Regions from separate parts of the Mus musculus genome. Here region 2 is linked to region 1. Evidence: chromatin loops called from intact Hi-C (ENCODE). Cell type or tissue: heart. All regions are shown on one strand. Links, peaks and the distances in the headings refer to the core of each region. The heading gives the core; the rest is flanking DNA. Region 1 overlaps Nos1ap (nitric oxide synthase 1 (neuronal) adaptor protein). Region 2 has its middle 15 kb from the start of Nos1ap.

Region 1 (15,343 bases), core at 3,903-11,902:
CCACACACACACACCACACACACACACACCACACACACACACCACACACACACACCACACACACACACACACACACCACACATACACACACACACACACACCACACACACACACACACACACACACACACACCACACATACACACACACACCACACATACACACACACCACACATACACACACACACACCACACATACACACACACACACACCACACATACACACACACACACACCACACATACACACACACACCACACATACACACACATACACACACACCACACACCACACACACACACACACACACACACTTAAAGGTAAAGGTATTCAAATGGAGAAGAGGCTTTGAAGATGAGGACGTTGGGAAATGGCCCATAGGCTATGAGTTATTGAGACCCAAGTCCCACTAGGCCACTGGCCTCTGCCTCACTCTGCTCCAGCTGTGGCTTAGCAACATGACTGCTAGTCAAAGAAGAGAGCAGGAGACAATGTCCCAGAAGGAAAAGGTATCCCGTGCCTAGTTTTCCAGCTTCCGGTTCAGCCACTCACCTTTTTCTTCTTCTTCAGAATCACCTTGACACCGTCCACAGAGACCATGATGCTTACTTTCTTCTTCTTGATGTTCTTGGCTTTAAACTCATACTGCAAAGAGAGAAGAGAAGAACGGGTTCAGCTTAGACTAGCCCGTCTGCAGGGCTGCAGCCTGCCTCTGACCTGGCTACAGGGCTGTGGAGCTGTGCAGTGGCATAACAAGCATCTTTGGGGAGGTATGAGCACACGGACAGTGCAGGGAACGTCCAGGGGGAACCCTGACGTTAGAACAGGGGCCTGTGTAGTCATCAGTTCCCCGACTTGGTCATCACTGAGGACTAAACCGATAGACCTAAAAGATCCTAAGAAGAAGGACATAAGCCACTCACTCCAAAGAGATACAAATAACAGCCTGCTTTGAAAGTCTCCTCTATATACCAAAATCTTCCCTCAATAATCCATCCTGCCATTTAACGACTGTCAGGCAAGTACTTCTTGTGTCTAACCAAATGCTGCTGACAGTCCATTCCATCCCCAGTGAAGATTAAGTGCCTTCATACCAGGGCTTTTTACACAAGGAAAACAAACAAACAAACAACAACAAAAAACAACCCTGAAAATTCTAAATTATTCTCTTTTATTCCATCTCCAAATCTCTTTTCCTGTGGGTCAGTCTCTAAACTTCCCCACAGTCTCATCATTCTGAAGACTGTCAAGCTGGAAGGTATCGGGAGGTGGGGGAAGGGGCGGTAAACCAGTGATGATGCTCATACAGCGCGAATTGCCTTATACTTCCATGTTACCCCTCACATTTGAAGTCCCGGGCAGGCTGTTCTAACCACCAGTGTGCACTGTTACAGAACACTCACTAGGCCTACCCCTCAAGTCTTTCCATTATGTTTCTCCAATCATAGGCATCCTTTATGTTTGTACAGATGTTTCTTTCTAGTTGGTCTAATCCATCATCTCCCTTAATGAACTTCATTGTGTGTACTCCTCCAGTTTAGTTAAACCATTTGAGATGCTCAATGCCTGTAATTCTAGCACTCAAGAGGCTGGAAAGGGAGGGTTGACATGAGTTTGAGGCCAGCCTGGTGGATACAGAGAGCTCCAGGCTCACCTGGACTACAGAATGAGACTTTGTCTCAAGAAACCAAAACAAGAACATATACAAACACTACCATTTGGTCTCCATCTTAGTATCACCACATAAACACAATTCCCATGGGAAGTTCTCAATCAAACATTTACGATACAGACTAAAGTAAGCAATCAGGAACCTCAGACTCAGAACCAAGACCTCCTACTAAGCCAACATGTAGGCCTGCCTAAAGGCACGTAGTTCCTTGATGAGTTCCTGAAAGTCAATGATTTCAACAGTGAGTATGTTGATAGGGATCTAAAGCATCTATTCCACTGGAAGGATGACATAACCCACACTGAAAACCTTACCAGAATCAGACAGAGCCTCCCTTCCGTGGCCATGCCCTCTAGCAGTCAGATCTCAAAGGATGCCAAGGTGGGGATGGAGCTCAGTTGGAATGATGCAGGAGGTGTGGTGGTACACGACTGTAATTTCAGCACTTGGGAGCTAGGGGCAGGCGAAGCAGAAGACAAAGACCTTCCTATATTAGAGAACAAGTTGAAGCCAGACTGGGCTTCTAAAGCCACTGGCTGAACAGATCTGGTGACCTGAGTTCCATCCCTCGTACTCACATAAAAATGGAGGGAGAGAACCAACTCCATGAAGTTCTCCTCTGACCTTCATATACAGGCAAATACACAAATAATACATGTAAGTAAACAAAAATGTTCCTGTTGTCTACAGTCTGTCCCTTCACCAAATTTTTGGTAATCATTGTTATTTTGCATACAATGCTGATACCTCTTAACTACCTGCTTCTTATAGACATGGCAGTATATCATTCTTTCTATTATCAGCACACACTATGGATCACAGCTCAATAACCCCTAGGTATCAATACCAGACATCTCTCAGTCTGACGACCCCATCCCCCAAGCCCCAATTGTTCTATTCTGTCCAATTACTTATCATGAGGACATGGAAGAAGGGCAAACCTGGGCAGCAATGAGAGCCAAAGTCTACTTCAGCCAGAATCAAAGCTATTGGAGAATGAAAGGAAAGAAGAGGGTGGTATGCGTGTAAAAGGACGGGATGGCGTCTGGCTTGGGACTGGATCTCAGCTGTATACCGCAGTGCCCTCTGCCTCTGCAGCATGCGTCCCTGTGGTGGGACTGGGGGTAGGACTGGATCTGCTTAGCAGGCACCTGGGGAAGGACTCCAATTCCGTTTCTCTCTGGACTGCAGCATTCTGCTCAGCTGCAGGCTGGATGAACTAAAATGACCTTGGGTAAGAAAACAGCCACGGCAATTCATAATACAGCTGACTTTGGCCTTGTGCCGAGCAGTCGAGGTGAACCAGCCACAGTTCCTGACCACGCCTGCAGTTACCTCCGCTTACTTGAACTTGAATAAACACACCTTCCAGCTGCACCCCTTTCTGAACAAGTCCTGAAAGTTAAGGCTGTTCCTGAAGCCACTCTCAGGCTAAAGAGGCATGCCAGTAAACTCTGGCAGAAGCTAGGGGCACAAGAGTTAGAAAGACCCAGGGAAGGGTAACACATGGCCCACACAGGTCAGTCTCAACTGAATTTCTGTCATCCTCTCGGATGTCACTTTAGCATTCTCTCACACACATGTTTTTCCCCCCTTTTAGAGCAACAAAACTAAAGCAGAAATACCAAGTACCTACTTCTGCCAAGTACTATGCAATTTCCTCTTCTTTGTGTATGTATGGGTGTTGGCGCCCATACGTATGCATGCCTGTGAAGACCAGCACTCAACTTCAGGTTTCATTCCTTGGGAGAGAGCTGCCTTTTTTTTGTTTTTTGTTTTTTTTGTTTTTTTGAGAAGAGGCCTCCCAGTTGGCTTGGAACTTGCTGATCTGGTTGGCTGGCTCCTGAAACCCAGGGATCTGCATGGCTCTGTCTCCTACATGCTGGGATTGAAGCACATGCCACCATGCCTGACTCTTCTACATGAGTTTTGAGGACCAAATTCAGGTTCCCATGCTTTCAAGGTCAAACACATTGAGCATCTCCCCACCTACAGCCCCACATTTAGGTAATTAATTGAAGTTGGCGACAGCTCTTTCCTATCTGATCCACTTCTCTGGTGGGTTAACTCTCTCTGGGACCAAATACAACCCATCAAGAAAGCCTAGAAAGAGGTACCGGGCTAGCTCCTTGCTGTGTTTCTGAATCTCGCCTGTATTTTTACAGTTTGTTTTTTGATGTTTGGGTATGTCTTTTAGTTCCTCCATCTTCAAAACAAAATATGATAACTCTGGTGGAACATGCCTTTAATCTCAGCACTAAGGAGACAGGGGCAGGCAGATCCCTAGGAGTTCTAAGTCATCCTGGTCTACACAAAGAGTTCCAGGCCATCCAGGGTTCCATAATGAGACCACATCTCAAAGACAAACAAACAAAACCAAGCCAAACAGAACAACAACAACAAAAGCCAACAAGCAAAACAAGACAAACCACAAAATATGTATGGGGCCTGAGATGACTCAGTGGAAAGGGCGCTTGCCATCAACCTAGCAACCTGAGTTCAATTCCCAGCCCCCACACGGTCAAAGGAAAGAAACTCTACGTCAAGTTATTCTCTGACCTCCCTATGTGTTCTGTGGCATCTGTAAGCACACAAGTATGCTCATACTGCGAACATACTCACGCATGCACATGCGCTCGAGAGCACACACAGAGACACAAATAAATCAATGTAAAACAAAATGAAAAACAACAACAGCAAAGTCACAAAATGGAACTAAACTTGGTTACAGTTGGAAAGCACTCTCTGCCTTCACCACCGTGCACACACTTGCTCCGATACACAAGGCTCTTACAGGTCTGTGGGCACAATGACTTCACACAAAGTGATACCCCATTTTCTCCCAGAACTGTGACATTGGTAACACAGGTGCTTCTTCTAATAGCTGGCAGGATGTTCTGGAGTCCTCCAAAGTGAGAAAGGACGAGAGAAGCAGCAAGCAGGCCTCCAGGTCCCATCACAGCTGCTAGCTGCTGGCAAGGGCTCTGAGCATTGTCACACTCTCAGCTCTGACTCACTCTGCATTATCCCACCTGCCTCCTGATGTCCCAACCACTTTCCACCTGCAGACTCAGAATGAAGCTGCACCTCTGCTGGGAACCCAGGACATGAAAGCCAAATGCTTAAAAATTTATCATTATGCCATTTCTTTACAGGGCAATCACACTTCAGGGAGACAGGTATGCTTTCACGCTCATTAGCAGGGAAACGAATGGATTTGAAGAGGAGAGGATAACGGGGGACCATGGGAAGAGAGAGGAAAGGGGATCTCAAAACCAAGTCCTCCTTTTCCCCAGACACTGCTGTGTGCTCTGAAGTAAGTGCTGCCCGGGCAAGCTGGCTTGGAGGAAGCACCTGTGTTCCTTGGGACAGGAATCCAATGTGTTCAGGACTTGCCAGGGGCTGAAGGACAAACACAGTGACTGGTGCCACCAGCTGTGGGTTCCAGCCAGCATCAGAGTACATGCCAACAGGCCCGGCCTCCACCCATGGTGGCCTGACTGTTTTGATACATTCACTCTGCTGGCCACATCTAACTCCTAGGACCTAACATTTGAGGGAACCAAACAATACAAAGTCCTGGACCACTAACCACACAACACTGGAATGTCCAAGCAAAAGTTTCTGAGGTTCAGAAACAAACTTGGGATCTTTTATTGGAATAAAGGCTCGAGAACTTAGTGTACTGTGTCAGTCAGGGAGGTCCAGGAGGGAGAGGCTGGCTTGAGGATGTCAAAAGGAGTCAAGAGGAAGCCCTCGAGAAGTGACAGGAACAAGAAGCTAGAAGCCACAGCTGCGTCCAAACCTGAAGCCTGGCTCCTGAGCACCTGCTGATTCCTAGACCTGCCTCCTACAACCATGTGTCTCGGTCTCAGTCCAGGAAACTGAGGAAGGACAGGTGGTCCAAGAAGCAGTTCAGCTGCAGGGTGAGTGAAGCAGGTGACAGTGACAGCCACTGAAAGAACAACCTGACACTGGAAAGCGAGGTCCCAGAGCGACTTCAGAGTCAGGGACAAGGTTAGGGCCACTAGACGCCCCACATCACATTCACAGCAATGTGCTGCTCCCCGACAAATCTGTAGATGATAATACTGAATTTTTTTTTTAAACAGATGCTATTTTTTCACTTCTTAGGTCACCTTGATAACACATACTTCAGTCCTTCTCCTTCCTACAGATGCAAGCTATGGGCTGCTGAGGAGTTCAGTGTTCATGGGTGACTTCGCCAGGAAGAGGGAATCAGTTTGCAAAGGCAAGTGAGGACTGGCTTGCTGGGCAAGCTCTGGGTTTGTTTTCTTTCTAGAGCAGACCGTAGCTCTGCTTTCTGTAAATGGCCAAAGGATGCCTCTCTACCACCAACTCTACTGTGTGTGTGTTCTACACTTTAGTTTTTATTTGGAGGTGGGGGATGGTACAAGATAGGGTTTCTCTTTGTATAAGAGCCCTGGCTGTCCTGGAACTCACTTACTTTGTAGATCAGGCTGGCTTCGAACTCACAGAGATCCTTCGCTTCTGCCTCCTGACTGTTAGGATTAAAGGTGTGCCTTGAGACAGAACCTGGAGTTCACTGTTTCAGTGAGACTAGCTAGCCAGTGAGTCCCAGGGATCTTTCTGGCTCTACCTCCCCAGCCTGGAATTACAGATGTGAACTGACATGTTTTCTCTTTCTTTTCTTTGTTATCTGAGTGCTTGAGATCTGAACCCAGATCCTTATGTTGGAACAGCTAGCAATTTACCTACTGAGCATCCCCCAGGGTCCAAGCATGAAAATTATGCTGGTGAATTCTGGCAGTGCTACCAGCAGTCATTTACCCTGTTTTAGTTTCCTGAATACAAGCACATCTCTACCACAAACTGTGCATAACTCTGAAGAGATGGCTATAACATAAAGGGTTTTCATGAAAGACATCTGTTCTTACTGATAGTTTAGTAACATCCATAGTGATGTTAAAAAAAAAAAAGCCAAGTGCAGCCAAGTTCATAACACTATCATTCACAATAGTCAAAAGTTTGAAGCAGGAGCTGGTGAGATGGCTCAGTGGGTAAGACCACTGACTGCCCTTCTGGAAATCCTGAGTTCAAATCCCAGCAACAACATGGTGGCTCACAACCATCCATAATAAGATCTGAGGCCCTCTTCTGGTGCATCTGAAGTCAGCTTCAGTGTACTAATGTATAATAATAATAAATAAAATCTTTGGGCCAGAGAAAGCAGGGACTGAAGAGAGCAGGGCCAACCGCAGCAAGCAGGGGTCCTAAAAATGCATTCTCCAACAACCACATGAAGGCTCACAACCATTTGTACAGCTACAGTGTACTCACACAGGTAAAATAAATAAGTAAATCTTTTAAAAAGTTGGAAGCAACCTGTGTTGGTAGATGGATGAATGGACACCAAGTGTTATCCATCTTAGACAGCAGAATACTATTCAGTCTTAAAGGGAAGGCAGTTGTGCTATGTGAAATAAGCCAGTTACAAAATCACAAGTATTTCGGGAGTCCACTCTTACCAGGTTCCCAGGATGGTCAAATTTTTTAGATGCAGATGGTGGTGGGGTTGATTGCAGAGACTGATATGTGGAAAATGGGGATATTATGGGTTCAGCTTCAGAGAGTTGTATTAATTTGGGAATTTTTTTTAGAAACGAATTCACCTCAAGTTATATATATATATATTCCAAGCTCACCTCAAGTTCAAAGTCCTCCTGCCTCAGCTTTCTGAACATTAGAATTACATCACAAAACGGCTGGAACTGGACGGTGGCAGAGGCTGTTGTACGACAATACTCACCGCTGCACAATTTTAAATTGAAAAATGGTTAAGATGGTAAGTTTTGGGTACACATCCTTTACCACAATTCAAAGACACAAACCGGGGTGATCTCGCTGAAACATCTGTAACCCCACGGACTGTCAGAGTTGACTTGGGTAATTTGGCTGGTATGCAGGGTGTAGAGTGTGAGTTCCCTTGCTAGACCTCCAAATATGTTCTCAAAGACCCAAGACTAAAAGCCTCACATAGCAAACAGAATTCTGCTCCAAGAGAGTCTACTTTAACCCCACTCACTGAAGATACTTCTGCACCCAGCATGCAAGGCAAACATATCACCCGCTTCCACCCTTCCACATAATTACACCTGTTAATCTCTGTGGTGGTTTGAATATGGCTAGCCCAAGGAGTGGCACTATTTGGGGATGTGGCCTTGTTGGAGTAGGTGTGTCACCATAGGTGTGGTCTTTAAGACCCTCATCTTAGCTCCCTAGATGCGAGTCTTCTCATAGCAGCCTTCAGATGAAGATGTGGAACTCCCAGCTGCGCCTGCACCATGCCTGCCTGGATGCCACCATGCTTTTGCCTTGATGATTATAGACTGAACCTCTGAACCTGTAAGCCAGCCCCAATTAATGTTGTCTGTGTGAGACTTGCCTTGGTCATGGCATCTGTTCACAGCAGTAAAACCCTAACTAAGACAATCCCCATGCCTAGAACGCTCTCCCCACACCATCTGATGGCCAAGTCCTCCTTATTCCAGAAGGACCTGCTCAGGCTTTGATACAGGACAGATTTTTTTCAGGCTGGTGCCCTTTATCACAAAACCCCACAGAGCTTCTCCACCAGCTCAGTTATTACAGTTAACGCAAGCCTCTATTCTCCACCCAATGTAGGTTGTTTGCTTTCTGATTTCTAGCAAAGGTCATACCTTCGTTGAGAGCAAGAAAATATGATTTACATATATTTTTATGAAGAAGACAGCACTGGGCCCCAGCGGGGTGATATACTAAGGTCAAACAAGTGAGCAGACACAATGAACAGTGGTTATTCACATAAGAAAAGAGGGCATATTATACAAGGGTAAAATAAGCTCTCTGGAAGTTAAGGGACAGCATGGATGGTAAACCATGCATTGAGGACTTTTGTAAGTGCCAACTTAGCTGGGCTATAATTGCAATATTTGGAGATTGTGGTAGGAGGTTGGTGAGTTAAAGATCTGCCTGGGCTACAGAGGGAGTTCCAGCCCAGCAAGGGATACACAGGGTGACACTGAAAAAGCAACCCACCAACAAATGAAACAAACAGGACCGATCATCTTTAAACCGTCTCTGTTACACAGTGTGTGGTTAAGAGACCTTCTATGCCCATTGCATTCTTTTGCAAATGAAAAACTTCAGACCTGCCAAGACTGGGCAACAAGCATGATCGCAAGTTCAAGGCCACCACGGGAACACACCAGGTTTAAGAACCTTGAGCTAGGCATGGAGGATCTCTTAGCACCCAGCTCCTCTCTGGTTCAGCTCCTGTACATATGAAATGAGAACCTGAGAGACAGAGGCCTGAGAGTCATGTCATGACACTGTTGTACAGCTTGGTGGCCTGTAGGATTCAGTTATAATACATCTTAGAACCACCAGTGAGATGGAGACTGAAGTAGACTCCAGATTTGCTCTGTGGCCAGTTTATGAGGATTCTTGGGGAAGCTGGAAAGAGGAAATGATTTTTTTTTTCTCTACCAGCTTCAATTCTATCACAACTTACTTTAGCCACAGGCAGATAAGGAAAAAATTCCCTAGGCTTGAACTCAGTCCCTATAAGGCTTCCATTTTATGTTTGAGAAATTGAGCAGTTTTGATGCAACCAGAGTTTTTAGCATTCTAATAAAAAGTTACAACTTTTCATTATTTTAAGAGAACAAAACAAGATATAAATAATAATTTCTATAATCTTCAAAATCCATAAAAGAGTGTTTAACAGTGAGGTTATAAAAGGTATTCTTCATTTTCATGGCATCTAGATTTACAGATCAGCTCTGCAAACCAAGGAGAGCTAGCTAGGGTCAAGCTCTAAACTATTCATTGCAGATAAACAGGACAGCCAACAACAAACAGCAGGAAAGGCGGCAGACCTAATCTCAGGGATTTGCACTCAGGGGATCTGGTAGAGGGACCAACGTTGCTATTCTTTTGTTTCTCATGTGAATGATGGTAAGACAGCAGGACCCAGTCCTGTCTAAAAGACACAGTTTTACAGACACACTGTAAGTATATCTAACTAGAGTTGCCTATTGGGTGAACATAAATAAAGTTAATTTCATGTTAGAGCATCAAGTGATGATATCTGTCAGGTGCAGACAGTTCTATTGTTTGATTGAACACTGTTGGGCTGTTCCTCCATTCCTGGCCAGTTGACCAGGTAGAGGTAATGAACTGATCCAACACTCAGCTGTTATCTTCTCGGTTCCCAGGTCAAGGACTGTAAGAAACTTTCATCATTTCTAAAGCCCCTGGGCCAGCACCAACCACAACTTCATTTGCACAGAACCCATGATTTTGGCTAAATACATAACTTTCTGATTGCCAGGGGTAATGACTTACAACTACAATCTAGTATTTGGTGGGCTGAGGGAGGAGGGTCACAAGTTCAAGGCCATCTTAGGTAACATAGCAAGTTTATGCAGGCTGAGCTTCTTAATTAGACCTAGTCTCAAAAACATAAGAACCAAGAAGCAAGGTGTTGTGGTATATACAGCTGTAATCGAGCATTTGGAAAGCAGAGGCAGGAGGATTGCTCCAAGTTGGAGTCCAAAGGCTTGAGGTGTAGATCAATGGCACAACACTATGTGTAAGCCATTGGCTTCAATTCTCAGCAGAGGGGATAAAAAGGAAAGAAAAGGGGAAAAGGAAATGAAACGGAATGAATACAAAATCTGCTGCTTTTGGGAACTCCAGTCTAGCCCTCTGATGTCAGGTAAGAGATTTAAACAGCCACTAGTGTCCTGTACATTCCAGTCACAGGATTCACTGCACTACCACTGCGCCATCATTGACACCCAGACACTCTGCAATGACACCTAGAGACTTCACTCCAGCCATAACAGGTCTGGGCGACATTTAGAAGATCCTTCTCACAGCTATCTCAGATGATCACTTACAATTTGCTTCTTCAATTGATCCAGAAGGATCACCCCCCTTTGCCCGTGACAACAGTGTGCTTGTGTGACCAGACCTGTAAGCAAATCTCTCACTTTTACCACTACAAGGTGAGCAACATGCTCCCTGCTGTGATGGTCAGCTTTGCCTCAGTCCCATAGTAGAGACCCAGCAGGTCACAGACTGAAATAGCTAAGACCCTTATCCAAAAATAACCCTTCCCTCCTTTAAGATGTTTCTGTCAGAGGCTTTTAGCATAGTGATAAGAAACTCATATCCCTAAGCCAAAAAGAAAGAAAAAAGAGGTGCCTTGGAAGAAATCAATGTATATGGGTCATACTTATACTACTGTTTATTATATCTATTATCGTAACAGCTTAAATACAAATTCTTAAGGAAGGATCACTGAGGTTCGCCATCATGCATTTTTTAAACCAAAGGCTGCTAAAATCATGACTAATACACTGGAAGTAAGTCCTGCTACATGACAGGTGTCTGGTGCTGTGCACGATCATGTGTGTGCATGCACACACATAGACTCTGAGCTTCTGTATGTCTGTAAGACCTCACTTTAAAAGTTTCTAGAGGAAACCTATGTTTGAACCATTTCGATTCACAAAGGTTGACCTAGGTTTTCTTCACACAGATGAAGAGAGCTGGTATCCAAGGCCGATAAAAGACTTCCCTCCAGGTCCCTCTGCAGAAAACCCAAGCCTGGAACTCACATCTCTTGATACTTAGCTTTGTCATTGTTGCCTGACGTCTATCTCTTTCACTGGCTCCATAATTTTACTTCCTCAAGGAGATAAAATTATTCATTAACATCTCTATTTATCTAGTGTATGTTTAACAAATGCTTTGATGTATATGAAACCCTATCTTAAAACAGGAAGCAAGAAAAGGAAGAGGACCTAACTGGAAATTATGGGGCCAGCGACATTTCTAGTCTCCTAGGTGGGAAGCTCTCCCATCCTCCCCACTTGTTCTTCCCACCCCAATAACACAGCCTGACCTCATTTCTTCTACTGCTTTTCTACCGCCTTCAATGCTCAGGAACACATGCCAATGACCTGGGGAAAGCACAGAATACTAACAAGGTCAGAAAAACACAGTAAAAGGACCTTCTGAACATAGATGGCTTCCAGGCAGGACGCAGTCAAGTTCGTAGCTGTCGGAAAGACTGAGAAGGTGGGGGAGACGTTCGTCCAGACACAGATGTTTTATGGGTAGGAGGCATTTGCACAGCATCAAGAGACCAGAATGATGGAAGAGGGCAAATTAGGCAGGCCTTCCAAGGAAAGGCAGTGGCAGCCTGGAGCATAGGCAATTTGGGGCTGTGTACTCAGGGGAGCTCAGGAGTGGCAGCTGCTCCTTGTAGAGAGGAGACAAGACTATATATATAGCCATTATATATATATATAGCCAGAATATAGCCATTGCTTTTTTCCCTGGCTAGGAACATGTTAACAGGTCATGGGGAACCGACCAGCTATCCCAAATGATTGAGGGCCTGACAGACTGATCTATGGAGCAAGATAAGTACCAGCCTAAAAATATCTCATTGCTTCTGGGCTGCCTTTCCTTCTAGTGACTCCCACCGCCCATTAGAAACAAGGCCAGACATCCCTCACTCTGTAGGGGTTGGCCCCGTGATCCTCTGCAGATACCCTAAAACCACAGAGGCTGAAGTCCCTTACATAAAACAGTGTCACTCGTGCATATAACCTTTGCACATCCTCTTGTATACATTAAATCATCTTTGGGTGACTTGTAGTCCATTATGCAAATGTAAATGCTATGAAACAGTTGCCGTACTCCCTTGCTTAGGGACTAGTGAAGAAAAAAAAAAAAACAGTGTGCACGTGTTCAGGACAGATGTTCAGGTTTTCCCCCATGGTTGTATGGCTCAGCAGCAAGGAGAGTCCACTGCATTAGAGCCCCTGTCTTGGAGGAAAATCGGAGGTGGAGAAAGAGGACAATCTGAAAACATAACACAGTTAACAACTCTAACCAATTCTATCATTCTCCTCTGGTATTTAGGCCAGGCTTTCCTTTAACTGGTGAATGTGATGCATCACACAAAGCGGGGAGGGGAACAGCACTGCTCACAGGGACAACTCACAGCCACAGGCTCACACAGCAGGAAGAATAAACGCTTCCCAGAGTTAGTGGAGTCACGATTTAAGATTCTCTTCTTCAGGAAAAAAAAATGGTTACAAGACAAATGATGGATCCTTCTGTCTCTCAAGTTTGATTTTCCTCCCTTTCTCTATAAAAGGCATGTTTTATGATCTTGGGGATCTCTCAACATCCACCCCACACATCCCACACTTAACTTATGAAGTTAAATGGAAAAACTTTCATGAAGTTCTAAGACAAAGCCACACTGAACCCTAATGTGAATTTCATAACAAGCATGTGCAGTGCTTCCTGCAACCTTGTCAAGTCCTCAGACCTCTCTGAGTATCATCTTCTCTTTTACGAGGTGAGTGAATTGGTTTAGGCTGCATCTGAGAAATGTCCTGGAACAATACAAACTTCAGAACCCAGATAGGTAGGATGGGCACATGGAGAAATGAAGGTAAATGTACAGAGACAAAGACATGAAGGTGTTTGGTGACATCAGGTGGGCCTCAGAGCAAGAAACAAAGATACGAAAGGAAAAGGATGTGGATGGAGAGGAAATGGGAGATGCGGCTTTATCCTGAAAGTAGGAGGGAGCATCATGCTTAAGGGTGTTTAGAGAGTGAAAAAATAGAGAGGCAGATGTTGAACATGATCTTGGCACCAGCACTGAGGACTTAGAAGGAATGACACTGGAAACAAGAAATCCAGGAAAGAGCAGGAACATGCATCAAATATTAAGTTATAGGCTGAGAGGAAGAACGAGGGAAAAATGGTCTATAAATCCCATGGCTGGAAAAAGTAGTAATGCCTTCAATGAAGACAGCACAGGAGAGCACAAAGGCTCTACTATGCATCTTGCACCAGAGAACTAGGAAAGAGAGTCAGGGGGAATTGACAGAGGCCAGGCAGTCCCTGGGACTCCTTTTACAGCCTCAAGTCCTTGAAACGTTGACTCTCCCCTGTAACTGAAGGTAAGAAAGAGGTAAGAGAATAGACTGTGCTCTCCTCTCAGGGACTTGAGAGATCCAGGCATGAGGCTGATACAAAAACTACAGGAGGAAGAATGGAGCCTGCAGTGAACACCAAGGGTGGAGAGGCAGAGAAGATGCAGGAAGGATTCTAAGGAGATGCTGGGGAAATTACAAGGAGAACAATAATAAAATCAGAACTGGGAAAGATGTTAGAAGTCATAACAGCTGTCAGTCATTCTGCCTCTAAGGGAACAATGGAATCTCTGAAAAGCAGTTTCTTCCATTACAATTGCTGTGTGCCTCACCACCAAGCATCCACCTACGATATACTTTAAAGTCGTGTTTCACAACTCTTAAGGTCCTTATGAGTAAGCTCTGCAGGACTGAAGGCATCCAAGGACCCTTAATTTCCAAAAGGTCTCAATAACAGTTATACTCTAAGAAGCAGCTTTGAACAGCAAGACTCTAGAGCTGTTGGCTGCTAACATTCTGATTCCAGGCATTAGAATACATCAATATTTCAAGTGATATAAACATCCCGCACACGCTATTTCTCAGAAACAGCCAAAAGTCAAATTCTAACACACAAACGATAAAACTCATACAGCTCTGATACATCACGGTAAAGATGTGAGAATTCACACGACAAATTTTCAGAGTAGAGGCTTTATCAGAGGCCAAGAATGATCTACGGTCAGCAGGCAGCAGCAATACTTCCTTGAGGTCAAAGGGACAAATGTTCTCAAGGTATGCTAAGCACTGGAACTACGTGGCAAACATAAAATGCTCTCATCCAGATTCACTCGTAAACAGTTTGATTGACATCGTCTACACAGCATAGCTGGGGTGCTGAAGAAGATACGGAACATGCAGGTAAATTTATTATGTAGCTAAGTCTGAAGACCATGGGCAATGGAAGTTACAGCTGACCACAGAAACCAAGAATGGGCCATCTAATCACTCTGTTGTCCTTGTCTCCCCATCCTCACAGCTGATGCAGTGCACCACAAATGAGCTCCACTTCAGCTTTCCCTTCAGCCCCTCACCGAAGCTGCTCCAAGCTTAGATCAGATTTTCCATGGTCCTCGGATAACCCATGGTCCTGGGTAAAAACATGTCTGGTGTTGGGGTAGGAAAAACATAAGTATCCTTTGTTTTCTATGAAGAGAAGGTTAGCATACATGCTTCTATAGGTGTGAGCACATAAGTGTTTTGTGTGTGTGGTGTGTGTGTGCGTGAACACATGTGCACTGAGCATGGCTACTAGCCTGGATGGCTAATGAGCTGCAGGGACCCACCTAATCTGCATGCTCTGTTGCCCCCAGCTATTGTTGTGGGTGCTGGGTGTTGAGGATCCAAACTGATATATTTATTCTTATACAATGCAGATACAAGTGAACTATTATCTCCTTAGCTCTAGGACTCAGTTTTAACTACACCAAAGTGTCTATTCCGACTCATGCCCAGCAGCAGCCACAGCTACATGAGTCAGCAATTTTTTTCTAGTGAAACTGTTACTTTATTCATTGAGGGCCATGTTTTCTCTATTGTGACTATGTAAGTCTGACACAGAAACATGTAAGTAACAATAGATAATCACTGATAAATACATGTGGCCATAGACTGATGAAACTTTTATTTATAAAAAA
Region 2 (15,343 bases), core at 2,794-10,793, 210 kb after region 1:
GAGTAACATCCATTTGCCACAGTTTTAAAGGGATCAATCCGCGAGGGTTAATACCAACATGAGGAGGGTGGTGAAACTGTACACACTGTGGGCATTGTAACACCACATCTTGTGCTGAGGCTCAAGAGATATCAAATTTCTGCTGAAGTGTGGCAGCAGGAACATGATACAATTGATGAAAATCTTTTGCAAGCTCCAGTGGGGTGGCATGAAAAATAAATTCCATGTGAGTGCTAGCGTCCACTAAGGCATTTCTTTCAGCCATAGGGCCTGGCAAGGTAGAATGAGCACGAATATGTTGGTTGAATAAAGAATTTATGTGTTCTTTTCCAATTCAATTTTTGTAACTCTAATAAGATGGTGCACACAGGGCTGGTGGGTCTAATGGGTCCTGCAATTTCTAATGCACGCACTGCATTTACTACATAAGCCAAATCAGAGACTAGATTAAAAGATTCCTTAAAAGCTTTGAATACTTCCAACACAATTTTACATTCAGTAAGTTGTGGGGTGCCAGGATTGTATTGAAAAAGAACGGGTTTTTGAGAATTAACTACATAGGCACCAACACCTGTTTTAGAACCATCTGTATAAATATCCAATGCACTGGATATGGGTTTAGATGCTGTGACTTTGGGGAAAATCACTGGATGTTCACTAAAAAATTGTAGCAAAGGATCTTTGGGATAATGATTATCTAACTCCCCATCAAAACTACAGCACAATAGGGCTCAATCATCTATCAAAGAACTTAGGATCTGTATTTGATTAGAATTATAAGGTGTAACGATTTTCTGAGGGGGTGCTCCAAAATGTTGAAGACACGATTTAATGCCCAAAATCACTAATTGAGCTACAGCAATGGGATAATATTCAAGGGTTTTATTGGGAGACACATGAGGATAAATCCACAATAGAGGACCTGACTGCCACAACACTCCTGTTGGTTGACGGAATGTCTTTAAAACACATAGGAGGATGTCCTCTCCTTCTTTCCATCTATACAGCTTGGCCTTTTCGAAACACCTTTCTACCTTTTCTAATGCTACTCGGGCCTCAGGGGTGAAAGTACGAGGTGACGAAAGCTGTGGATCGCCCTTCAATATATCAAAAAGAGGGATTAATTCAAAATTTGATAGCCTCATATATGGACGAATCCAATTTATATCTCCCAACAACTTCTGGAAATCATTCAATGTTTTCAAATGATCTTTACGTAATTCTATCTTTTGAGGTGTAATAAAATGTGGAGTAATTCGAGCATCCAAGAACTCTCCTAAATTTCCCATCTGAACTTTGTCAGGTGCTACAAACAATCGTTTCTTTTCTAATTTTTTTCTTTTGTCCTTTTGTTGACCGATACTCCCTTTTTCATCGGGTTGGCTCTATATGGCCAATCCAGATCATACCTATCCCTCTCATATTGAGCTGCCTCTTCTTCTAGGTCAGCTCCATCATCTTTACTAAGCTCCGAGCACTGGAAGCGGAGCTTGATAAATTTAAATCCTTTAGAGAGGGATATATCTTCACTATTTCCTTTTCTTTATCACTAATTACTTTTATTTTTCCTCCCTTTTCTTTTCCTTTTTCTTTCTCATTATTTCCTTTTCCTTTTGAATTTGCCTTTTCTCCCTTCTCCTTTTCTCTCTCTTTTTCGCCCCTTTTCTTTCTTTTGGTTATGTGTTTCCTATCTTCCTCTGAAATACTTTCTTGTTGTTCCGTGGGAATTCTCTGACCTGCCTTAACTGCTTCTATCAAACAAAAGCAGAGGCCAGAAATTACAAAAAAAGGAAACAAAAACGCTAAGAGCTACCCACACTGGGTCCACGGGCGAGAAAAACATATTCCTCCTTTTAACCAGGGATCAATTTGGGAGACTTAACCGGTACCATCGTTCCTCAGCTGAAGAGTTCTGAATCCACGAGATCCTCGGGTCTCCGTACGGGCCACCAATTTGTTGCGCTCATCTCGTCCAGCAAGGAAAAAACGCAACATGGTCGGATTTTTCTCAACAGCTTTATTGCAGGAACACCTCGATGCTACGGGAACCCCGGGAACCCAGGGAGGACTGCTTATATACACCCCAGCACTGGGGAGGGCTATGTGTCCTCCTGGGATTGGTCAGTCTGCCGGCACTTTAATTTGCATGCACCCACTCGGGAGGGCTTGACACCAGATTCGGGCTAGCACCTGCGCAGTGGCGTTGTTTACGGCGAAGGTATATCGGAGACCGGCGCCATCTTTTAGGCACCGGCTGCCTACATGTTGTAGCTCTCTTTCCCCTTCTTCAAGAAGAAATATTAACACCCTCATTTCTCTGCTGTCCAGTTCTACTCTGTTCTTATGAGGGCTGCCACAGCCCCTGCAGGTCAATACAGCAGCTCTCCTTCATGATGATCATGCATAAAACAAGCCCAGAGAAAACTTCCATGAGCTGCCTCTGCAAACTCTAGCTAGATTTTGGCAACAAAAGTGGGGAGGGGCTCAACTATAGAATTTATCAAGCACAGCAAAAGCTTAAATGTTTTAATCAGCAGCTAGGTATGGTAATCTCAGCACTTGGAATGTTAAGGCAGGAGGATTGTCATAAGTTCTGCTCCATCCTTCCTGGACTGTAGAGTGAGACCCTGTGTGTAGTTTATGTCCCCCAAAGGCTCACATATTTGACATTTGGTTCCACTGCAGTGTTGCTGTTTAGGGGGAGGGGGCATAGAATCTTTAGAAGATGGAGGCCTGGGATAGGCTTAAGAGTTCACAGCCCCACTTCCAGCTCACTCTCTGCTTCATGCTAGTGGTTAAGGGTGTGTTGTTCTCTTGGTTTCTTGCTCCTGCAGCTTGCTGCCATGCCTCTACAAAAACAGAATTTTAACCCTCTGGTACTATAAACCTAAACAAACTCTTCTGTGAGTTGCTTATGGTCATGGTATTTTATCATAGCAACAGAAAAGCAACTGATGAGCCTGACAAATACAGAAGCAGTTGCTTGCAGCCAACCATAGGACCAGCATGGGGTCCCCAATGGCGGAGTTAGCTGAAGGGGTTTGCAACCCCATAGGAAGAACAACAATATCAACCAATCAGATGCCCCAGAGTTCCCAGGAGCTAAACCACAAACCAAAGAGTACACATGGAGGGACCCATGGCTCCAGCCACATATGTAGCAGAGGATGGCCTTGTCGGGCATCAAGAGGAGGAGGAGCCCTTGGTTCTGTAAAAGCTGGATGCCCTCGTATAGAGGAATTCCAGGGTAGAGGGGCAGGAATGGGTGGGTGGGTAGGGAAGCATCCTCATAGAAGCAGGGGGAAGGGGGATGGGACAGGGGGGTTCCAGAGGGGAAACTGGGAAGGGGGTAACATTTGAAATGTAAATAAATAAAATATCCAATTAAAAAAAAGAAAAGTAACCGATACACACATGAACGGATAGAATAAAAAAGTATACAAATAACTTTGACAACATATTCTTTCCACCATTGGATAATGCTTAGGCTCAAAATGCTCAAATGATTTTTCATAGTTCCATTCCTGTTGAAACAGGAACTCACTATATTGCTCCAGTTACCTTGGGCCTCTGGAAAAGCTCGTCCCCCTGCTCCAGCTCCTGAGTGGCATTAGGAATGTAGCACTGTGCTCAGAGTACCACTTTTACCTGACAGTGTTTGTGGGGAATCTAGAGCTAGGAGTTCTTAGCCCATCTTAGATGACGACAATAAAGATAGTCAGAGATTGGGGCTGGAGAGATGGCTCAATAGTAAGGAGTGCTTATTGTTCTTGCAGAGAACATGCACAGCAGTTGGAGACTGGTTCTAATGCTTTGATTCAATCAGGAATATGTGTGCCAAACACTAAAAGTCCTTGACCCCAATTGGGTTTTTTGATTGATCAATAAAGATGTCTGCAGCCAATGAATGGGCAAAGGGAGATGGGGCTGAATACTTAAGAGTTGCCCATGCTAGGATGCAGAGGTGGGGTGGGGAGAAGAATCGACATGATGTGGTAGAAGACCAGATTTAGAGCTGCCGGAGAGAGAACCAACAAGCCATAGAAGAATTCAGGTTAAGTGGCCACTGGCCACTTCCCGATTGGGCACTGGGTAACAGGCAGAGGATTAGAACTGCCCAGCCATTGAGCTAGACAGTATTAAAAATAAACTAGTGTGCGTGTGTGTGTGTTCCATTCACAGGTCCAGGGAGCTTCTGTTCTGGGAAGGTAGCTGGAGAAGCGCAACCCACAGGGAGCACAAAACAGGGTAGCAAAAAAACAAACAAACAAACCAAAACCTCATGCTACATATGGCAGTTCACAATTCCCTGTAATTCCAGTTCCAGGGGATCTGACACCTTCTTCTGGTCTTCAAGGACACTGAGCATGCATTTATACTATTTGAGTCTCAGGGACCACACATGTGCACCACAGGGCCCAGGGGACATAACCTTTGATGCACAGCGCTTGTGTCAGGTCTTTCTGGTCCAAGGGTGTGTGTGGGAAGGCACTATAGTCATAATAGTATGTATAGTGTTATAAAGTTATATAAATATAAAAAAATCTTTACTTGAAAGGATATTAAGTCACTTCCCTTCGGGGAAGAAAAAAATAGCATACTCAGTCAGATATGGTGGTACATGCCTTTAATCTCAATACTTGGAAGGCAGAAGCAAGCAGATCTTTGTGAGTTCAAGGCTAACCTGGTCTATGTATCTAGTTCAAGGCCAGCCAGAACTACATAGTGAGACCTGTTTTACTAACCCTCTCTAACCCAACTTTGATCTTTGATGCTCTTCACTGTATGAGATGCTCTCCCAATAAGAAAGATTACTTTGTGGGTGTTTTGGAGTGCATACCTATCAGGAAGATTATTGCTAAGAGTGAAGAGCCACCTTGGGCTACATAGCAAGGCCATGTTTCAAAAGAAAAGCAGCAAACAAATGGCCATGTATAATAACTCATGCCTATAACGTCAGCTCTGGAGAGACTGAGTCAGCAAAGTTAGTACAAGTTCAAATCCAGCTGGAGCTACTTGGCTGAGACTCTAAAACAACAACAGCAACAAACAATAATAACAACAAAAAAACAAAAAAAGGAAAGGGACGAAAAGGAAAGGAAATTTTATCCTAAAAGGTAACATATACTGTGTTGGAGACCTATGTCTTCTACGTGCAACACTACATGACTAGTAATTGTAAAGTAAGTCTCTTTCTACAAAAGTATGTGCATATTCTATTTTTATAAGCCAAATAACCTGTGAAATCCACTTCCTGATGGAAATGCCTTTGAGACACCCAACTTTCCCCAACAGCCTGTGGGTCCAGGACAAGGAAGAAGGGTGAAGGCAAACTGAGTGGGATGCCTGGCTGGAGCATCTTCCTCCTGTAGTGCCTTCCCACACACGTCCCTGGACCAGAAAGACTTGACCAGTGCTGTGTATCAAAGGTTATGGCCCCTGGGCCCTGTTGTGCATAACTATGGTTCCAGCAACTCAAGACACTTGAGAAAGAAGACACCTAAGTCCCTGAGTTTGAGGCCAGCTTCCTAACAGTGATAAGAAATTAGGAGTGGTGAGAAAAGTGTCAAGGTCTTAAGAATTTTGAGTTGAAGAATGAAGTTAGGTTCTTAGCATGTTTAGAATTCCATTTCTTACGTTGATTTATCCAGTCCCATGCTTTCCTAACTCACAAGTATAGTTTTCACATTAAACTTAATAGTGTGTTTCTGAGATCTACTCTGAATTTCAGGCAAGAAGTCTTTATTGATCCACTGATCTGTGATCAAAACATCCCTCTTATCAAGTATTCTTGCTATAAGATTTTCCAGTGGTAGCAGTGGACTTAAGATAGTGTTGCACCCCTGATGAAAGGGACTTTGAAGTGCACAGAAGGTGGCATGTAGTCCAAGCATCAAAGTGAAAGGGAGCATGTCTCCTTAGCATGAAGGGGAGAAAAGTCACTGGGGCCCCATCATCAGCTAAGGTTCAAAGAACAGGTCTGACTTGAGCTGCATTTGAAAGGGGGAAAGGAATTTGATAACAGCAGAAGAGCAGACTTGGAGACATGGAGACGGGGTCTTTGGAGACATTTAATCTACAGAATGTCCTTAGGGGGCTGGGGGAAGATAAAGTCACAGGAAGGAGGGTCTTCTGGGAGCGACTGGTGATAAAGCTGTAGCTGTTGGAGACAGCCAAGGGAAGGACTGCAGACCTGGGGTCAGTGACTGAACTTCATGAGAACTGTCTGGACTGAGCTGTGACCTGGGATGCTGATTCAGACACACGCACGCACGCACACACACACACACACACACACACACACACACACACACACACACACACAAAACCATTTTCATGGGAAGAAGAAGGAAGGGAGGGAGGGAGGGAAGAAAAAAGAAGGAAGGAAGGAAGGAAGGAAGGAAGGAAGGAAGGAAGGAAGGAAGGAAGGAAGGAAGGAATAGAAAGATGGAATGAAATAAGGAAGGGCAGGGAGGAAGAAAAAAGGAGAAAAGAAGATAGGGAAAGAAAAGAGAAAAACAATATGCATCCACTGACCTTTTGCTTTAAGAAGCAACTAGAAGCTATCTCCCAGGAAGGCAGCTTAAGGACACATTCGACAAACATGCACCAGGCTCTGGGTTCAATTCCCAGAGCCACCACCATCACTGACAAAAGGTTTGACTGTTAAGGAATGAGTGGGTTTTCAGTTCTATAAAGGTACAGAGTAGGTCAGACAATTTTTTTTGCACTGTCTTTTGTATTTACAGATGAAAGATGATGAATAGAACATTTCAATCGATTCAACTCAGTATCTCAGACCCCAAAGTATCTCTCCATTGCTTCCAAGCTTCCAGATAGTTCCTAGTTTTTTTGTTGTTATTGTTGTTTTTGTTTTGTTGTTCTTTTTATTATTATTATTCTGTTTCAGCATTGTTCTTTTTTGCTGGGTGACAAATTGAGTTCTATTTGTATGGCCATTTGTTTGGGGTATTTTTTAGGTTGTCCAGATTAGCCTTGAACTCCTGGACTGAGGTTAAAGGTTCACACCCCATTCCTGTCCCTACCCCCTAACACACACACACACACACACACACACACACACACACACACACACACACACACACACACACACACACACTCAGTCACATACCTTAAGAAAATATCTCCTTATTTAGTTCCTCTACTGAAAATTGATATCAAGGCCTCTCCGTTGGCCCTCTAAACTTCATAAGCTGTGTTCCTGAATCTGGGACTATTTTCATTAGCTATTTAAAACACAAGGCAAGCCAGCCGCTAAATTTAGAACGTTGGGCTTATCAATTAGACTGTATTTATCCTATGGCATTGAAAAGGCACTTGCTCTCTCTTTATAAAACCCACAGGCTTAAGATAAGATGATACTTGGGTTGTGAAAAGGCCATGGGACAACTGGAAATATGATAGTAAGATAGCACAAAATATTTTATTGGAAGACCTCTAGCGGTGTAAAGCTTTTAGACAGCTTAAAGTTGCCTTTGTTGCTGCTGCTGTTTTAATAGACAAATAGGACCCGTGAGAGCTTCCGCAGGTCAAAAGACTTGATGCTCAAGCCCTGATGGCATAAGCCTGTCCCCAAAGTCCACGTAAGGGTGGAGGGAGAGAACCAATTCCACACACACACCACAACAAGAACAAAGTTTTAAATAGGTGGGTAAATGAAGGAGTTGGACAATATAAAACTTGCTTAGTATGTGTGCAAGGTGCTGGATTTGATTCTGGCCCCACCACACAAACTAACAGGCTTACACACACACACACACACACACACACACACACGCACGCACGCACGCACGCACGCACGCACTCGAGTGCTAACTGGAGGACTTGCCCAGCATAACCCAGTCCCCTGGATTCCATCCCTGGTGGGCTAAGTCATAATAAAACTTAAAAGCAAACTAGTAAGCCAGGTACAGATGTGGAATGCCACCAGGTGTGTTTTCACTTTGGGTTCCATGAGTTCTGAGGGTCCCATACAGAAATAGGTTCTGCTCCCCACATTCCGGTGTGTCTCTTTGAACTTCACACAAAGGCGATGGCGTGATCCGTTTTTTCCACAGTTGCAGGCACCTCAGGAGAAACAGCCAATGAGGCAGGCATTCAGATTCGGCCTTAGCAGTTTTCCATCATTAGCAGCTGCCTCATTCCCTTAAAAGGTCCTGTAATCTCTTTTATAAATCCCTTGACATCCCCAGCTGGCCCCTCTCCACACCACTCCGAGCATTTTTCTTGCAATCACACGGGAGGGGCCTCAGAATTTTCCACCTCTCTGAGCAACTTCCCCGTGCAAACTTCCCCATGCTACTCGCTGGCTGAAGGCAGCCTCTGTAATCCGAGCTCCACGGACATGATAACACCTTAACAGCAGCCAAGTTTAATTCAGAACAAATGTTACTCGCATTCATACCTTTTTGGAAAAGCATCCCATTCTAACGGCTGGAACTGTGAGGGGGTCAGGGTGAGCGGAGCCCAATGAGATCTCCATAAACAAATCTTGATTTTGGTCCACATGAACACATTGAGCCACTATAGTCCACTCATCTCCCAGAGGCCTCCATCACCTTTCTTGAGATGACAGCATAATTCCTACCACTTCCTATATTGTGTATCTGCTGTACACAGCAACCCAGGAAAAGTCCTTACCAAGATGGAATGGAATTGGCTAATGAATCAAATATATGAGTTAGTAGAAGTTGCCATGGTTATACGATTTGCCAAGGAGCACATGAGTAAGTGATCAAAGCACTCTCCTCTCAGAACAGGTAGGTATTTATTTGACGTGTATATTTATAGACCTGTGTTCATAGCACCAATAGCCACCAAAGCCTTCCAAAAAGTAAAAAGCAAGTCAATTTGTCTGTTAAAGGATGAATAGATAAACAACAAAAACAAGAATCATGGTGACTACATGAAAGAGGGTTATAGCCTCAAAAAAAGGAGAAAGATCTTGGCCTATGCTTCAACATGGATCAACCTTGAGAGCTAAGTGAAACAAGTGGGTTGCAAAAAGATAGACACTCTATTATTCCCCTTAAATAAGATGCAGTTTAATGGATACAAAGTGTTCAGGATGATGAAGATGTTCAAGAGATGGATAGGGATGGGCCTACAAGAAGGCCCAGGGGTTGAAGGTACTTGTTGCCAAGACTGACAACCTGAGTTCAATCCTCAAGACCTCCATAGTGGAAGAACGGACGTCACAGTGTTGTCCCTTGACCTCAGGCTAGGAATGTCGTGTGGCAGGATTTTCCCTGTCCAATTACATTAAAATATTAGTGCAGCAGAAGGCCTGTGATTGAACAGGGAAAAGGGAGGTGAAGAGAAGAGTTGCAAGGACAAAGAGTGACTTGGAGGAGGGGGGAGGAAAGTAAGATGGAGGATGGACCATGGAAGAAGATCCTGAACCAGGGTGGCTTTAAATAGCCACAGGTAGATATGATATCATAAAGGATACAGTAATTGGGATAACTTGTCTAATCTAGGTGGCAGCTTGTATCATTATCAATTGACCCTGAAATTATTGTGTGAGCATCTTGTGAATTGAGACTTTATTGATATATAAATCTGCCTTGTTAATGGAAAGCTTCTAGAGTTTTGTTTCTACAGGGTTACTGGGTGTTGTGGTGGCTGACCACAGGGTGGATGGTCATTGCATGGGGCTGGCGTGGCAACGAAGGGAACTCTGCAGCTCTGGCCCCGCCGGAGAGTTGGCGGGTAGAGAGTAGTTGGATGGAGCATGGGAACTTGGCAGTTGTATTTGTAATACTTCCCGCAACAACATTGCTCAGTTCAGAGTGTTTGCCTAAAACCCTGAGTTTGATCTGAGTACCACATAACTGTAATCCCAGCACACGGGAGAGAGAGCAGGTTGACCAGAGACTAAAGGTCAACTCCAGGTACGTTGTGACTCTGAGGTCACCCTGGGCTACACAAAGACCCCTTGTCAAAAATAAAAAAATTAAAACTTAGACCTGCAGTATGGCTCAGCAGATAAAAGGACCTGTCAACCAAGCCTGCTGACCAGATTTTGACCCCTGGGACCTTCATGCAAGAAAGGGAGAACCAACCCTTGTAAGTTGTTCTCTGACCTCCACACAGTATTGTGGTACACATGGCCACAATCAATCCATCAATGTAAAATCAATACTCATTCCGCTGATGAAAGGAAATTTCCTAACTGGTCCTATCTTCTAACTAAGACCATCTAAAGTCAACAAACATGTACTATTCTGTGACATTCAAGTTCTTTTGGAGGCCAATTGAAAAAACAAATGAATGCCATATTTGGTCACAATTAAGATCTACCTGAGTCCATTTGAGGCCTGGGCAATGGATACCCAAGGCACTTTTATAGTTATTCCCATGAAAGTTTTGACAGGTTTTATTGAATGAAGGATTTCATGAAGCTGGTTTCAAGCTGAATCCCAAAGACAGGGAAAATTTTTCTTGTATTTACCAGGTGCTTGGAGATCGATGTTACCTCATTATGCATGAATTTAGGGAACACCTAACAGATGCCGTTGTTACATAAGATTTCTGGCCACATGGTCAGTCGATATTTGCTAGTTGCTAACTCTGTACTGGACAATAAAAAAATAGATGAAATAATTTCTCTTCTCAAGAAATTCACCTTGATCTAAACAAGGAGTTAACACTGACCTCACAGCCCCAGAATAGCAGTGCATGCCTGTAATCCCAACCTAGGAAACTGAGGCAAGACAATGCCATGAGTTCAAGGCCAGCCAGGGCTACATAGCAAAACCCTCTCTAAATGACCAGACAGGACTGGTATGCAGGTATTTACATGGTACAGAAATAAAACAGAAAAACTAAGGGGTCAAAGTGACTCCAGAAACTAAAGAATAGGTGAGGTATTCTGTGTGGCAGCTAGAGGTGGGGGTGGGGGATGTAGAACCAGGGAAAGTGTCACGAAGGATGCAGTATTTGAGCCCAGCACTGAGGAATTCTATTACTTTCATAAGCAAGAACAGAAAAGATCATTCTGGACAGAGAGCAGAGCCAATCAGGCTGCTGCTATTGGTCCATGTGCTTGAGACCAGAACCTCCTCTCCAAATGCATGTTGACTTTTGCTCTACCAGCTGAGTCCTGTTCAGTTGTCCAGTGAGCTCTTGGGCCTTTCCCAAATTAACTCCAGGACCTTAAGCATAGAGGTTTAGGAGGACATGAGCCAGGCTTCACGCCTCTCCTGAACTCAGACCTCTGTCCTATGACTATACATCTCTGGCCAGAAAGGAAGAGCACTCCACAAAGGCCTTCCCTCTCCTGTTACAGCCGTTAGAGAGAAAGAGAAAGGAAAATGTTGTTCCTCATTTTGAGATCATACAGAAAAAATGATAAAGTCTAACTTGTCCATGGGATTGTTTCTGCATTTGCTCATGTAGAGATACTCACTAGATATACTGTACACAAATATAGTTATAGACATATACAATGGAGAGACAAGCAGACAGACAGACAGACACACATGCACACACACACACATGACTCCAACAGCAAATATCTATAAGAAGATAAATGTAATATGTTGTATATACATGATTAATTAACCCTAAAAAGAAAATAATTCCTGGGGCTGGGGAGACCGTTTCTGTTCCAGAGGAGCCAGGTTCAGTTCCCAGCACCCACATGGTGGCTCACAAGCATCTGCAATCCCAGTGCCAGGGGATCTGACTCCTCTTCTGACCTCTGTGACCTCTGACCAGGCATGGGTGGGGTACACTGAAGTACATGCAGGCAAAACAACCTTACACATAAACACAAAACAAAATAATGAGAGAAAAGATAAGAAAATGAAGATAACTCTTAGCTGGGAGTGGGGGTGCAGATCTAACACTCCGGCGCTCAAGAGCAGGAGATAAGAGGATCATTGCAGGTTCAAGAGCAGCCTGCTCTATATAGCAACTTAGGTATGTTTCCAAGCCAGCTAGTGCTGCATGGTGAAGTCCTTTTAGGTGTCCAAAACCTAAAAAAGCATAGAAAGAAAGAAAGAAAGAAAGAAAGAAAGAAAGAAAGAAAGAAAGAAAGAAAGAAAGAAAGAAAGAAAGGAAGGAAGGAAGGAAGGAAGGAAGGAAGGAAGGAAGGAAGGAAGGAAGGAAGGAAGGAAGGAAGGAAGGAAGAAAGAAAGAAAGAAAGAAAGAAAGAAAGAAAGAAAGAAAGAAAGAAAGAAAGAAAGAAAGAAAGAAAGAAAGAAAGAAAGAGGGAGGGAGGGAGGGAGGGAGGGAGGGAGGGAGGAACTCAACACCTGGATAAACCTTGGGGATGCTAGATATTAAACTAGGTACTTGGGTACTTGACAATGGCAAGCAAGCAGCCAGCACCATTTTGGAGCGGGTTAGTCTGTGGCTTCTGGCTGTATCGAAGCATAACACAAGCATCACTTCAAGTGCCTGTCTGTGGTCTGTGGAGAACACATGTTTCTGCTAACCCTGTCAGGACGGAGGGTGTTTGTGGCGAAGAGGCAGAACCCGGGCCAGGAGCACACTGAACTTGCAGAGCTCAAGGGCTGGAGAGTGGGCTGAGTCTGGGGCCTGAGATGGGGAGGACCGCATCTTCTGCCTCTTTGCTTGTTGGAACCACGGTCTTGCACTCACTGCCCCTGGCCCCAACACACAACTGAAGGCCAGATCCTTGGGAGTTTTGTGCCATGCTGGGAGAACTTTAGCAGAGTAGATTTCCTTTCCCCCTTCCTTTCTCCCTCTTGATTAACATGAATCTGATCTTCCAAAGAAGGAAACGGCTGCTAAGATGAATTTTGTTAAGTATATTTTACCAAAATAAATGTTTTAAAACAATGACATCATGCATTACTTATAAGTATGTATCACATTTCTTATCACGTTGTGAGCTCCTAACAGACACTTGCTGTCCAAGGCCCATCATGACTGCATTAGTGGTGCACTTAGATAAGAGGGCCCGCCCAGGACCTGGAGATGGAGCCCAGTGACTGAGTGTTAACCTCATGCATGCAAGAAGGGTCACCCAGACTTTCAGAGATGTATTTTAGGGCTCAGGATGTGGCTCAGTTGACAGAGTGCTTACCAAGCATGTCCCTGGGTTCCAATCCAATTTAAACCTGGCATAGTAGCCCAAGACTGTAACCTAGTCCTGGGAGGTAGAGACAGATAATCATGAGTAAGGTTATCTTCATCTACATAACAAGTCCAAGACCACTGGACCACAAGATCCTTTTTTAGATTGTGCCTCCTACCCCGTGTGCGTACACGCCCCCCCCCCCAAACCAATCAAACAAACAAACCCCAGATGTGGCAATTTGGTAATATAGTCCCAAGGATATCTCTTCCTAGGCCCTGTGACTAGACTTGCCTGTGAGTGACTGTTTCACCTGGTTATTTAACCACAGTATGTAGCTGGGATAGACTGGTATTCTAGGGAGGTATTTGTGGCCTACTGGTTTTCCAGTTACTACTGTTGATTGCCACAAGTGGTAGGAAACCAAACCAGGTAGAAGGAGTTCTCCTGTACAAAATAGAGAACTACAAGCAATATGTGTAGGTCTCCTTCAGCCACACACCACCGCCCCCAGCTTATGACAAAAAGTGATTTCTGCCAGCCAGTTAGAGTACCATACCAGACTGGTGAAGACAGACGCAAGGGTTTAAGCCGCATATAGAGCACTCTTGAGCCTCTTACAACCCCAGTTCTTCAGCACCTGCAGTCACCCATTAGAAGGGGTTCTGGCAACACCTCGGGGTTCTCCAAAACACAGAATGGGAGGAATAATAATTCTGATTCTCTGATACATACCCACTGCTTCTGTCTGTCTTTTAGATCGACTTATGTCCAACCACTTCTTAGAGCATACAAAGTTCTCTTTAATTCATTACCTCGGCTGATCCTCATGAGAAACTTCTGAGGGAGAGGCAATCGTGGTACCCCCCCCACCCCCACCCTCATGTAGACAAGGAAACTGAGGCTCAGGTGGGTTATGAGATTTTCCAAGGTCAGGTAGATGTAACTGTGGGCTCAAGTTTGGAGGCCAGCCCAGCAGGTAGGTAGATGTAATAACAGTGGGGTCAGGGTTGGAGATGAGACACGCCTGTCCACAGGAGCCTGTCCAGGGCTTCCTTTTCCTTAGTCCTCAGGTTCTGTCACCTGCTCTGTAAACTTGCTGTCCTTCCCTTTGTGGGGGGAGCTTTCTGGAAAGAGGACCAGCTATAAAGCCAAGACCAAAGGAAACATAAGTTGCTTCTCTACGGTTCCCCTGGGGAAGCAGGGATGGCTAATCTAGGATGGCAAAGCCTTCTAGAACAGCTCCCAGAGGCCCCATTGACTCCGAGGCTCTCTGAGCAATTTTCTTCTCCCAACATCATTCTTGCTTCACTGCTCCATGGGTCACCTGACATCACTACAAGACAAAATGCCCAATGTTTATGTTGTCCCCAGCATAGTGACAATGAAATCCAGAAGTTCACACCTCCTCTCACCATCTGGTGTATGGCGACCACAGCAGGGAAGACTACCCTCTCTATCACTCTCCACATAGTGTCTTGTGTCCTTTGCAATGGCCTGGATCCCAAGTCCAACCTGCATACTGCTCACTTTGGGACTGTGACCCAGGGCCCCTGCTTGCCGGAACATTCTCTTTTCACAAAAGAGTTTCCTCCATAGCTTGTGCCTCCTTGTTCATTTTCCAGCCTCAGCCAGGGCCAGCCCTTCAGTGCTTGCTTGCTTTCACCTGGCTGACGCATGCAGGAGCAATGCTACTACATACGTGTGTTTTCTCTTCTCACACCAGTGAGTCACTGTGAGGCAGAGCATTGTGTGGGACTCGAGTGTGAAGAGAAAGCTCATCTGAGACAAAGGTCCAGGTTTCAATGGAGCCTGAGTGAGCCCAAAACCCTGCTTATGCTCTGTTTGTTCCACTAAGATCATCCAAGCTTTCCACCCTTAATCTACTGCGTGAGTCTCATTTTCCTTCTTTGTTGCTATAGGCATTATACTTCTAGGCCAGCCATCTTGGTCATAACTTCACATTTCTAGTGACACTGAGATAGTGCCCAAAACAGGTACACTTTCAAAGGCCGCAAGAAGTCAGAATCTGGGCTGGAGAGATGGCTCAGCTTTTAAGAGTACAGACTGCTCTTCCAGAGGTCCTGAGTTCAATTCCCAGCAACTACATGGTGGCTCACAACCATCTGTAATGGGATCCGATGATGCCCTCTTCTGGTGAGTCTGAAGAGACCTACAGTGTACTCATGTACATAAAATAAATAAGTAAATTTAAAAAAATCAGAATCAATGTTGTTGTAATTATTTGCAGGTATTCCAAAATGTTATTATCTT

Evidence for each region. Peaks named below come from ENCODE experiments on the same cell type or tissue, not always from the same donor. Only the 100,000 strongest peaks of a DNase experiment are listed, where the experiment ranks them.
Region 2: it touches region 1 in a loop (2.5-fold over the local background); 5 of 42 quality-filtered maps call a loop at or near these places.

Annotation. Positions count from the first base shown.
Region 1 is chr1:170,390,180-170,405,522 of GRCm38, forward strand. Nos1ap (nitric oxide synthase 1 (neuronal) adaptor protein) reads right to left here. Exons shown (of 10, transcript NM_001109985.2): 3 at 552-644. Among named protein-coding and RNA genes, the nearest start is that of Spata46, 89 kb to the left of the region's middle. In heart, for the core only: no CTCF peak of the experiment used is centred there; no DNase peak of the experiment used is centred there; H3K27ac peaks cover 1,986 bases.
Region 2 is chr1:170,597,548-170,612,890 of GRCm38, forward strand. No RefSeq gene overlaps it. Among named protein-coding and RNA genes, the nearest start is that of Nos1ap, 15 kb to the left of the region's middle. In heart, for the core only: a CTCF peak has its summit at 7,474; no DNase peak of the experiment used is centred there; H3K4me3 peaks cover 340 bases; H3K27ac peaks cover 2,706 bases.